Linked DNA regions of Homo sapiens: region 2 is linked to region 1. Evidence: read pairs that join two places in POLR2A ChIA-PET (ENCODE). Cell type or tissue: PC-3. All regions are shown on one strand. Each heading gives the region's core, and the rest is flanking DNA. Links, peaks and the distances in the headings are about the cores only. Region 1 has its middle 14 kb from the start of OAT. Region 2 holds the start of HMX2 (H6 family homeobox 2).

Evidence for each region. ChIA-PET counts read pairs that join two places held together with the same protein. Peaks named below come from ENCODE experiments on the same cell type or tissue, not always from the same donor. Only the 100,000 strongest peaks of a DNase experiment are listed, where the experiment ranks them.
Region 2: POLR2A ChIA-PET joins it to region 1 with 9 read pairs; 1 of 35 experiments calls an interaction of 5 or more read pairs at or near these places.

Annotation. Positions count from the first base shown.
Region 1 is chr10:124,430,492-124,435,861 of GRCh38, reverse strand. No RefSeq gene overlaps it. Among named protein-coding and RNA genes, the nearest start is that of OAT, 14 kb to the right of the region's middle. In PC-3, for the core only: no CTCF peak of the experiment used is centred there; no DNase peak of the experiment used is centred there; H3K27ac peaks cover 612 bases.
Region 2 is chr10:123,144,505-123,149,874 of GRCh38, reverse strand. It overlaps HMX2 (H6 family homeobox 2), which reads right to left and starts at 1,739. Exons shown (of 2, transcript NM_005519.2): 1 at 1,229-1,739; 2 at 1-305. The coding sequence starts at 1,496. RefSeq lists silencers at 1,030-1,159, 1,550-1,869. In PC-3, for the core only: a CTCF peak has its summit at 4,808 (motif pointing left); no DNase peak of the experiment used is centred there; H3K4me3 peaks cover 1,103 bases.

The DNA of each region.
Region 1 (5,370 bases), core at 54-5,053:
TGCACTCCAGCCTGGGCAACAGAGCAAGACTCCATCTCAAAAAAAAAAAAAAAAGTAAACAGCCACATAACCCCTCTTGGTTTGCTGTGTCAGGCACTGTGCTAGGCCCTGGGGGTGCAATGGTGAGCAAGAAGGCCTGATCCCTGCCCTCCATTCCTGCCATGTATCTAATCCAGTGGCCTTTCAGCTTAAAACAATTGTTCTAAATTGATGCATAATAATTGTAAATCTACATGGTACATGTGATTTAAAAAAAAGGAAATCAAAATAAATATATGATCTAAAGTTTCCATCCTCTCTTCTTTTGCACATTTATTGGGCACCAACTGTGTGCCAGGTGCTACCCTGGGCTCTGGGAGTACAGCAGAAGACCCTGGCTTGGTATTGGCGAGGGGAGCTCAGGTAGATGGAGGTCACAGACAGGTGGTGGTTGGTACAGTGAAGTGCAGAAAATTCCATGGCTTTCTTGTCAGCTGTTTCTGTACAAAGAAACCCTGCCCTTTGCACTGACGTCATTTGGGATTCAGGCTGGAAAGAAAGAACCCTGTGTTACTAATTCCTCCTTTGCCATGCTTGTTCTATACAGATCTGGTGTGTATTTTAGAAAAGTTTTTCCAGGGGCCCAGCTTGGTGGCTCACGCCTGTAAGTCCTGCATTTTAGGAGGCCGAGACTGGGAGTTGGGGGGTGGGGCATCGCTTGAGGCCAGGAGTTTGAGACCAGCCTGGGCAACATGGTGAAACCCCATCTCTATAAAGAATAAAAAATGTAATTTTTTAAAAAGAAAAGTCCTCCCAGACACTTATACCTCCCAGAGTATAAACAGTGGTAAAACATTACTCATAAATAAGTCAATAATATTACCAAGGCAAGTTCAAAGTACCAGAGTTACTTGTTTTTTTTTTTTTTAGTTGAACCATAACTGGTTCTTTTCACTTATAAAGCCATGAGCTTCCATCATGGTTTTCTAAAATAAGCTGAATTATAACCACCTTAACTGTGTTTTGGCAGTCTCTATATCTCTGTCTTCCAAGTGGCAAGATTCCATGTGCTTATGGAGAACAAACCCATGTAAAAGGATCCACAGCTGATTTTGAATTTCTCTTTCTTTCGTTTTTTTTTTTTTTTTTTTTTTTTTTTTTTGAGACAAAGTCTCACTTTGTTGCCCAGGCTAGAGTTCAGTGGCACAATCTCGGGTCACTGCAACCTCTGCCTCCTGGGTTCAAGTGATTCTCCTGCCTCAGCCTCAGAAGTAGCTGGGATTACAGGCATGCACCACCACACCCGTCTAATTTTTGTATTTTTAGTAGAAATGGGGTTTCACCATGTTGACCAGGCTGGTCTTGAACTCCTGACCTCAGGTGATCCACCCACCTCGGCCTCCCAAAGTGCTGGGATTACAGGCATGAGCCACTGCGCCCGGTCTTTTATTTATTTATTGAGACAGGGTCTCGCTCTGTTACCCAGGCTGGAGTGCAGTGGCGCAATCTCAGCTCACTGCAACCTCCACCTCCCAGGTTCAAGCGATTCGCTTGCCTCAGCCTCCCGAGTAGCTGGGACTACAGTGCACACCACCATGTCCAGCTAATTTTTGTATTTTTAGTAGAGATGGGCTTTTGCTATGTTGGCCAGGCTGGTCTCGAACTCCTGACCTCAGGTGATCCACCCACCTTGGCCTTCCAACGTGCTGGGATTACAGGCATGAGCCACTGCACCTGGCCTCGAATTTCTCTTTCAACTCTGAAAGATGAAAATACTTGGCTGGGCGTGGTGGCTCATGCTTGTAATCCCAGCACTTTGGGAGGGCAAGGCGAGTGGATCACGAGGTCAGGAGTTCGAGACCAGCCTGGCCAAGATGGTGAAACCCCCATCTCCACTAAAAATGCAAAAATTAGCTGGGCGCAGTGGTGGGCGCCTGTAATCCCAGCTACTTAGGAGCCTGAGGCAGGAGAATCACTTGAACCCGGGAGGCGGAGGGGTTGCAGTGAGCCAAGACTGTGCCACTGCACTCTAGCCTGGGCAACATGAGCGAGACTCCATCTCAAAAAAAAAAAAAAAAAGAAAATACTATGTTTGGATAACTCCCTGGCAGGACAGATATGGGATGTTTTGCCTTATCCTTGTCTTTAGAAGCTGAAATATTTAGCAACCACACCTGCACAAGCAAGCTGGCTCTTGATGCGGGTACTTATTTTCAAGGCTGTAAATAGACACATAACCCCTCTTGGCACTGTGCTAGGCCCTGGGGGTGCAATGGTAAGCAAGAAAGCATGGTCCCTGCCCTCCATTCCTGCCATGTATCTAGTCCAGTGGCCTTTCAGCTTAAAATAATTGTTCTAAATTGATGCATAATAATTGTACATATTTACATGGTACATGTGATGTTTTGATACATGCATACGACATGTAATGATCAAATCAGGGTATTTAGGATATCCAGCACCTCAAACATTTATTATTTCTTTGTACTGGAAACATTTCACATCTTTTCTTCTAGCTATTTTGCACTGTACAATAGATCGTTGTCAACTATAGTCACCCTACTGTGCTATCAAATACTAGAACTTATTCCTTCTGTCTAACTATATTTATGTGGGGTCTTTTTGTGTGTTTTTTGTTTTTGTTTTTCTTTAAGACAGGGTCTCCCTCTGTTACCCAGGCTGGAATGCAGTGGCATCATCACAATCACAGCTCGCTGCAGCCTCGACCTCCCAGGCTCAAGCGATCCTCCCGCCTCAGCCTCCTGAGTAGCTGGGACTACAGGCACACACCACTATGCCCAGCTAATTTTTTGTATTTTTTTTTTTAGAGACGGGGTTTCACCATGTTGCCCAGGCTGGTCTTGAACCCCTGGGCTGAAGCCATCCTCTCACCTTGGCCTCCCAAATTGCTGGAATTACAGGAGTGAGCCGCTGTGCTCAGCCACTAACTGAATTTTTGTACCCATTCACCAAACCTCTCTTCACCCCTCCCCACCCTTCCCAGCATCTCGTCACTACCATTTGACTGTCTACCTCCGTGAGATCAGCTTTTTAAACTCCTACGAGTGAAAATAGGTGATATTTGTCTTTCTGTGTCTGGCTTATTTCATTTAACATAATGACCTCCAATTCCAAAACCATGTTGCTACAAAGGACAGAATTTCATTTCTTTTTATGGCTGAAGAGAATCCTATCATGTATACATGTACCACATTTTCCTCATCTGTTCATCCATTGAGGGGTACTTAGGTTGAGTCCATATCAGCTTTTTTTTTTTTTAATTCTTTTCTTTTTTTGAGACAGAGTCTCTCTCTATTGGCAGGCTGGAGTGCAGTGGCACAATCTCGGCTCACTGCAACCTCTACCTCCCGGATTCAAGCAATTCTCTTGCCTCAGCCTCCCGAGTAGCTGGGACTACAGGTGTGTGCCACCACGCCCAGCTAATTTTTGTATTTTCAGTAGAGACGGGGTTTCACCATGTTGTCCAGGATGGTCTTGATCTCTTGACCTTGTGATCCATCCGCCGCGGCCTCCCAAACTGCTGGGATTACAGGGGTGAGCCACCGCGCCTGGCCTTTTTTTTTTTTTGAAATGACGTCTCACTCTGTCACCCAGGCTAGAGTGGCACAGTCTCGGCTCACTGCAACCTCCACCTCCTGGGTTCCAGTGATTCTTCTGCCTCAGTCAGCCGAGTAGCTGGAACTGCAGGTGTGCACCACCATACCTGGCTGATTTTTGTATTTTTAGTAGAGACAGGGTTTCACCGCGTTGGCCAGGCTGGTCTTGGAACTCCTGACCTCAGGTGATCCACCCACCTCGGCATCCCAAAGTGCTGGGATTACAGGTGTGAGCCACCGCACCTGGCCCATATCAGCTTTTTTGATCTCATACCATTCAGAATAAGAAAGTAGTGACCCTGCATCATCCCCAATATATGTATTTATCTAAACTATGTGTATATGTTTACATATGCTACAATGCTAACAGATGATCTACATCGCAAAGTAAAATGTACATTTAAAATGATAAGATTTGCTGGGTGTGGTGGCTCATGCCTGTAATCCCTGCACTTTGGGAGGCCAAGACGGGTGGATCACTTGAGGTCAGGTGTTTGAAACCAGCCTGGCCAACATGGTCAAACCCCTTCTCTACTGAAACTGCAAAAATTAGCCAGGTGTGGCAGTGCACGCCTGTAATCCCAGCTACTTGGGAGGCTGAGGCAGGAGAATCTCTTGAACCCAGGAGGTGGAGGTTGCAGTGAGCAGAGATCACACCACTGCACTCCAGCCTGGGTGACACAGCGAGAATCTATCTCAAAAAACTAATAATTAAAATTTAAAAAGGGACAAGATTATAAAACATAAATAGATTTTCTAAACTTTTCTTTCTGCTCATTCATATTTTATCTTATCCCCGCTCCCCATGTTTTGGAGATTGGATCCCAGCAGACAGACTGATTCCTGATGCTTTGCTTTTCTGCTGGGGGATTCCGGGCCTTTTGCAGGTGAGATGTCACCATGTCCTTTAGCACCTATGACATTTTGTACTGTGCCATTGCCATTTATTTCATCTGGGAGAGGCGCTCTCTCCCTTTCTCACTCCCTCTCTCTCTAACAACTCATCGACGTTTGGCGAATCTTGTATCTCTCACACCCCAACATGTTGATGTTGAAAACGTTGCTGTTAAATGACTGAAATAGGTTTTTCCTTTTTCGTTAGCTTAATTATATTTTATTTTTGGATGTTTAGGCATAGTTCTATTTTTCCATAACTTTTTTGGAGGTGTGAATAACAAGCCTTTCTGGATGTGAAATGATTTGAAAGGAAAATCTCACATTAATAAAAAAGCTTTGCTGAATGTGATGGCGCACGCCTGTAGTCCCAGCTACTTGGGAGACCGAGGTGGGAAGATTGCTTGAGCCTAGGAGTTCGAGTCCAGCCTGGGCAACGTAAAATTTTAAAATAACAATAATAATAAAGAAGTTGTTTGTAGCTTTGGAAACATTCATTTTTATTTGTTATTTTATTTTATTTTATTTATTTTTTGAGAGGGAGTCTCCAGGCTGGAGTGCAGTGGTGCGATCTCGGCTCACTGCAGCTTCTGCCTCCCAGGTTCATATGGTTCATGTACCTCAGCTTCCCAAGTAGCTGGGATTATAGGCGCCCGCCACCACGCCCGGCTAATTTTTGTACTTTTAGTAGAGATGGAGTTTCACCGTCTTGGCCAGGCTGCTCTCGAACTCTTGACCTCGAGTGATCTGCCTGCCTCAGCCTCCAAAAGTGCTGGGATTACAAGCTTGAGATACTGCACCCGGTGTGATTTTTACTTGTAATTTTAAACATGTTTTGCATAGCCATGAGAAGTATTTTTTGGCTGGGCTTGGTGGCTCA
Region 2 (5,370 bases), core at 289-5,288, 1.3 Mb after region 1:
GGTCTCCGTGAGCTGCAGGCTGGAGGCGAGGCAGGCGCGCTCCGAGCTGCTCAGGTAGCGCTTCATGTCGAAGGTGGACTCGAGCTGGTACACCTGGCTGCGCGAAAAGACGGTGCGCGTCTTCTTCTTGGCCGCGCCGGCCTGCCGCTCAGCGCCGCCGTCCCGCGGCCGCTCGGACCCCGGCGAGGGCGAGCCCGCGGGCAGGAGCCTCTCTTTCTCTTCTTTAAAGTCCGAGTGCGAAGGAGAGAGGAAAGGCGTGCGCTCCAAGCCGCCCGGGCCCGAGCCTCCGCTGCCCTTGGGGGTACCTGAGGAGCGAGAACAGACAGAAAGGCCATGGAGTTGGTTGGGGAGCCTCGGAGACCGCCAGCTCTCCCTGGGACCAAGCGGTTGGCAAGCGCCTGCAGCCTTGGTCCCACCTTACCAATCCCCTCCTCTTATCCCTCTCACTGGCCCCCCAAACCCAGCACCCCGTCCTTTAAAAGCGACAAGAGAGGGACCCAGCTACTTGGAGTATGGGGTCTCTGTGCTCCCACCTTTATGAATGGGCCAGGGGCAACAGGGAGAGGAGGTCTGGAGGGGGAAACATTAGCATGGTTTTAAAAGGCGAATTTGCTTGGTGGTAATTGAGCTGGAAGAGTTCCTCGAGCTTTATAGGGTGGCATCATTTCACAGGCCGTTTGTTTGGAAATCACGCTAAGGACTAACGCAGGACTCCCCTTCGTCAAATGTTGTAAAGAGGAACCGTCTCTGAAATGCACCATTGTCAATCATCTTGGAGTGCTAATCATTCCAAGGAGGAGAGAGAGAGAAAGGCAGAGATACGGAGCGAGTGAGGAAGAAGACTCAGAAAGAGATTACGGTGGAGACAGACTGCCCAGACCCGACTTGCAGATCTCCACCTCGTGTCCGGAAAGAAAGTACCAGATGTGCAGTGATTGAGGACAGCCGGGTGTAAGGCCGGCCGCGTGTCCCTCTCGCTGTGGTCCACTCTCTCAACAACTCAACCTTCCCCAGGAAGCCCAAGCCGGCACGGGTCTGTGTTCGCCTGCTCCCAGGGGCCCACCGGGCGGAGGAGGCACCACAGTGCGCGCCCCTCTCCCCGCGGTCCCGAACCCCCGGCTGCCGCAGCTCTGGCCAGAGGGGGCCCGGCGCGGGAGTCTTGGCGGGGCGCTCAGCCTCCCTCCCCTCGCGCTCGCTCGCTGCCACACTGGCGACGTGCGATCCTTACCCAGGCAAGGAAAAGGGATGGGGGGATGGTGCTTGGGGCCCTGCTCCTTAGGGCCGTGCTGGTCTGGGCAGAAGCAGGCGGGCGCCTTCCAGCCGTCGTCCGGCTCCTCCTCCTCCGAGGACACGGACAGGCTGCGCTTCCTGGCTGGCCAGCCGACGGGCTCCCGCGGTGCCTCCGAGGGGCCCCCGCCCAGGATGGACTGGATGGTGAAGCTGGAGACGCCACCGGCCGCCGGACACCCCTTGCCCGCATCTTCTTTGCTGCCCATCCTGGGTTCATAAGAAATCGAAGGAAACCAAGAACTCCCTTTAGAGACGATCTGGGTGATCTGGGTGGAAGGTGGTGCAGCAGGCAGGCAGTGGGGAGGGGCGGGGAGGAAATCTAGGGGGAGGGGGCGCCGAGGCTGGTGAGGCGTCCCTTCCGCGCCAGGGACATGCAGGCACCGGATGGCTGCGCAGGGGTTCCTGCCCGCCTGGCTCTGGGTGCGCCCGCCCAGCCCCGGTGCAAATGCCCCTTCCTCGCCCGCCAACTCGCCGGGTCTCCGGCGGCGCGGAGGCGGCGCGGCCTCATTTGCATAGAGGTTACCCGAACGCGGCCAATCGCAGCGCCGCCGAGCGGCCCCGGAAAATTTCAAAACGCTCCGGCCAGGCACACAGCACCGGTGCGCCCCCAGAGCGCGCCGAGGGCCTGGCGGGCATCAGCGGCGTCTAACCAGGGGCAGCCAGGGCTGAAAGCAGCTGCAGATTCTAGCCCGGGTTCCTGGCGGCTGCGGCAACTCCGACTCCTTGGACCCCTTGGACCCTTCTCTCCAGAGGCAGGGGCGGTGCGGGACTCGGAGCTGGAGTGGCTCGACGCCTCCGCAGGCGACGGGTCTCCGCGCCTCCCAGGGGCTTGTACAGGCTGCTCCACCATCCTCCCCCAGCCCTCCACCCCTTCTAGCCCCAGTGGGCGGGCAAAGCCGGCACTCCTGGGACCGTGGCGCCCTGCGTGGGGGTGAGGTGGGTTAGGAGCAGGCGTCTCCAGGCGGACGCTCATCCTCTCCAGCATGGCCAGGAGCCTTGGGAGCAGACATTCCCCTTCCCCGTCTGCAGACCTCATCCCTGTCACAGGTTCTACGGACCTACAGAATCTTTAGGGGGAGGGAGGAAGCCCTAAGACCTCTAGTCAAGAGATCTGGGTTCAAATTCCGGCACAACTATTTACACACTGCATGAACTTGCACAACTCATGCCGATTAAAGCCTCTCTGCCCTCATAGTTGAAAATAACTTCTCGGATTGCCTCAGGTAGGGATTAAAAGCCTCGAAGCACTAGCAGCGCATAGTAGGTACTCCATAAACCTGGCCGGGTAGCCCATGGCCCACCCGTGTTTTAAGCGAATCTGTGTTTTTGTTTTGTAAATTTTGAAGGTTTCCGAACTGCTGCAGAAATAGACGCCTTACTCCCAGGAAGAAGATAAGGAACTGGTGACAGGACTCGGTTTTAGAATTGAGCAGACTCGACTCAATTCTCGGCTGGGTGATCTTGGGGGAAGACATTTGGAAATTCTGAGGCTCGGTTTCTTTATTCCTAAAATTGGAGGAAGCAGTGCCTCCCTCGCAGAGGCTGTTGTGAGGTCAAACTACCCAGCACCGAGCCTGGCACACCGTGGTGCTCAGTAAATAGTGATTCCCTCTGTGTTCTCATAGCCCCCTTCTGTGCCCTGGCTCTCGCCCCTTTAATTCCTAGATCAGCTGTTACCCGAGCTAGAATTAGCCCAGCCAAGCAAAGCGGTTTGGGGCCACAGTCGTCTGCACAAGCTTCCTGGAAACTGAAGTGAGGCAAGGCCCGAAGTGCTCAGGCAACCCCGTCCCCTCAAGCTGTGACCTCTAGACCTCTTGGCCAAGAGATTCCAGAAGCCCTGTCTTTAGGGTGCCCCCCAAGTGCAGCCAAGGGTGAGTGGAGACTCTGGAATCAGTCCCCACAAATGTCCAGACACTGCATGACTGTGCAGTTCCTTCCTCGCCTGCACCGCGCCCGGGTTATTAAGTAAAGCGCTTATAATATCATTAGCCGCGGTGAGTTACCGACTGCGGCCCTGCCCGTGGCAGAACTCTTCCCTACTTAACTCCTCGAGGGGCTCGTTAATGGGCTAATTGATTAGGAGTCGGCCGCGCAGCCGGGGCAGGGGCAGGCGAGGGGGCGGGGGCCAGGGGGTGCGCGCAGCGGCCCGGGAGGCCAGCGAGGGGCAGGTGCCGGCCTCCGTCACCGCATTAACCTCTTCAGGGCTCAGCGGCAGGGTCGAGACACATTACAAATGGTCAGCTTTAATCATGGTGTCAGCTCATTAACCCGGAAGGACCTGGCGCTGAAATACAATTTGTGCGTTCTCCTCTGCGCCGCGGCGGCGCAGGCTCCTGGGCCACGTCGCAGCGGGTCCCGCGTGCTCCCGCGCTGTTGGGGGGTACGCGGGAGGTTCAGCGAAAGAATCGTCGGATTCTCACTAACCATCCGCTTCTCGCAGACATCCTGAGCTAGGCGCTGCCTCCGGAGCCAGGGTCAAGGCAGCCCCGAGGGGAACTGGCCAGCTAACTCGGGGAGCAGTGCCAGCCACCCCGCTGGGGAAGAAAGCTGGGGGCAGGCAGGGAAAGTTGGTCGAACCTTCCTGAACTGTAAATATGTCGTGCGGGGAACATGCTGGAAGCTCCCCAGCATTCTTCGCTTTAATCCTGATGGCAAACAAGTGACACAGATCTATTCACTCAATGTACAGGCCGGGAAACTGAGGCTCAAGAAAACAAGAGACTAGCCCAGGCAGACAAAGCAAGACTCGTGCTCAAGGTTGTTCCACTGCCAATACATCACATTTGGGAGGAGGGAGAGAGGAGCAGACACAGGCATTGAGCTTGGAGGATGGCTGCGGGGAAGACTGTGAGGATCCTGCTGACTCGGGATGGCGGGGGCGGGTATATGGGTGGGGCAAGAGCCCAAGGAGTGATCTCTGTCAGATCAGGGGACCTCGAAGTGGGCCTCGGAAAAGCAACTCCCAGGCCCTGAAACAGTGAGAGACTGGGGAGTCGACCCTTGCAAGAAGCCTGGCTTGCGGACTCTAAACAAGGAAGTTATGAAGCCTTGCGTCCCTATCTCTCCTTCCCCTAGGGATAGTTTGGGAAGTCAAAAAGATCCATCTTGCCTTGTATTTCCTCTGTCCCGTCCCTCTAATCGCTTCGAGGGTCTGATCTTCACCGAGGCACTTCCTCTGCTGCCACACCCGGCAAAGGACGCATTAATTCGCATGAAGGCACTTGCATAAACGCCTGCGCACACTCACACATTCATTCAGCAAACGTTCACTGAGCTCCTACTAGTGCGTGCACTTTACCAGGGAAGAGATGGTGGTGGGCACGGGGCTGGGGCAAGGAAGGCTGTGGTGGAGACCCAGCTCTGCAGCCTGACTGACTGCAGTTCCCCTGAGCTCCCCTCGATTGATAGCCCGAGGGACCTCCCGCCCCTCCAGCACCTATAGCCGTCACACCGCAAGGACGGGAGGGACAAGAAACAACCTTCCTTGCCGCCCCTTTCTAGCATATGGGGATCTTCACCGGGAGCACGGAGGCCCAGACGCCCTCTCCTGGGCCCAGTGTAGCTACAAAACTCACTCCCAGGAACACTCAGTTCCTGGAACCACCACCCACAGACACCTCATGTCTCTCCCCTAACGAGTGGCAATCCTTCAACTCAGTACTATCCCACACCCCGCCCACCTCCCTAGCCTTGGGATAGCTCCGCCCAATCCTACTCAGTTTAATACCCACACCTTGGAGGATGGCCCCTCTGCATCTTTGGGATCGACCCCCTGTCTCCCTCTCCTAGGAATTAGGCATAACCAGGTTCCAAGGAATGATAAACTTTCTGAGCCTGAAAGAACGCTTAAAGTTTAGGTCCCGAGATTATGCCACTGCTCAATATTAAAGCGGCCCAGAGCAAACTTGCCGAGGATCCTAATAAAAATTGATCCTCTCTGCTCTGCGGCAGTTGGGAAATAGGCTGGCTGAGCCGGGTAATAGAAGAAGGCTCCCTCCGAAATGACAGATGAAGTCATAAACAAGTTTGATCTTGGAATCAAGCTTCGATAAATATTAAACACAGTCTGCCCCCCCGCCC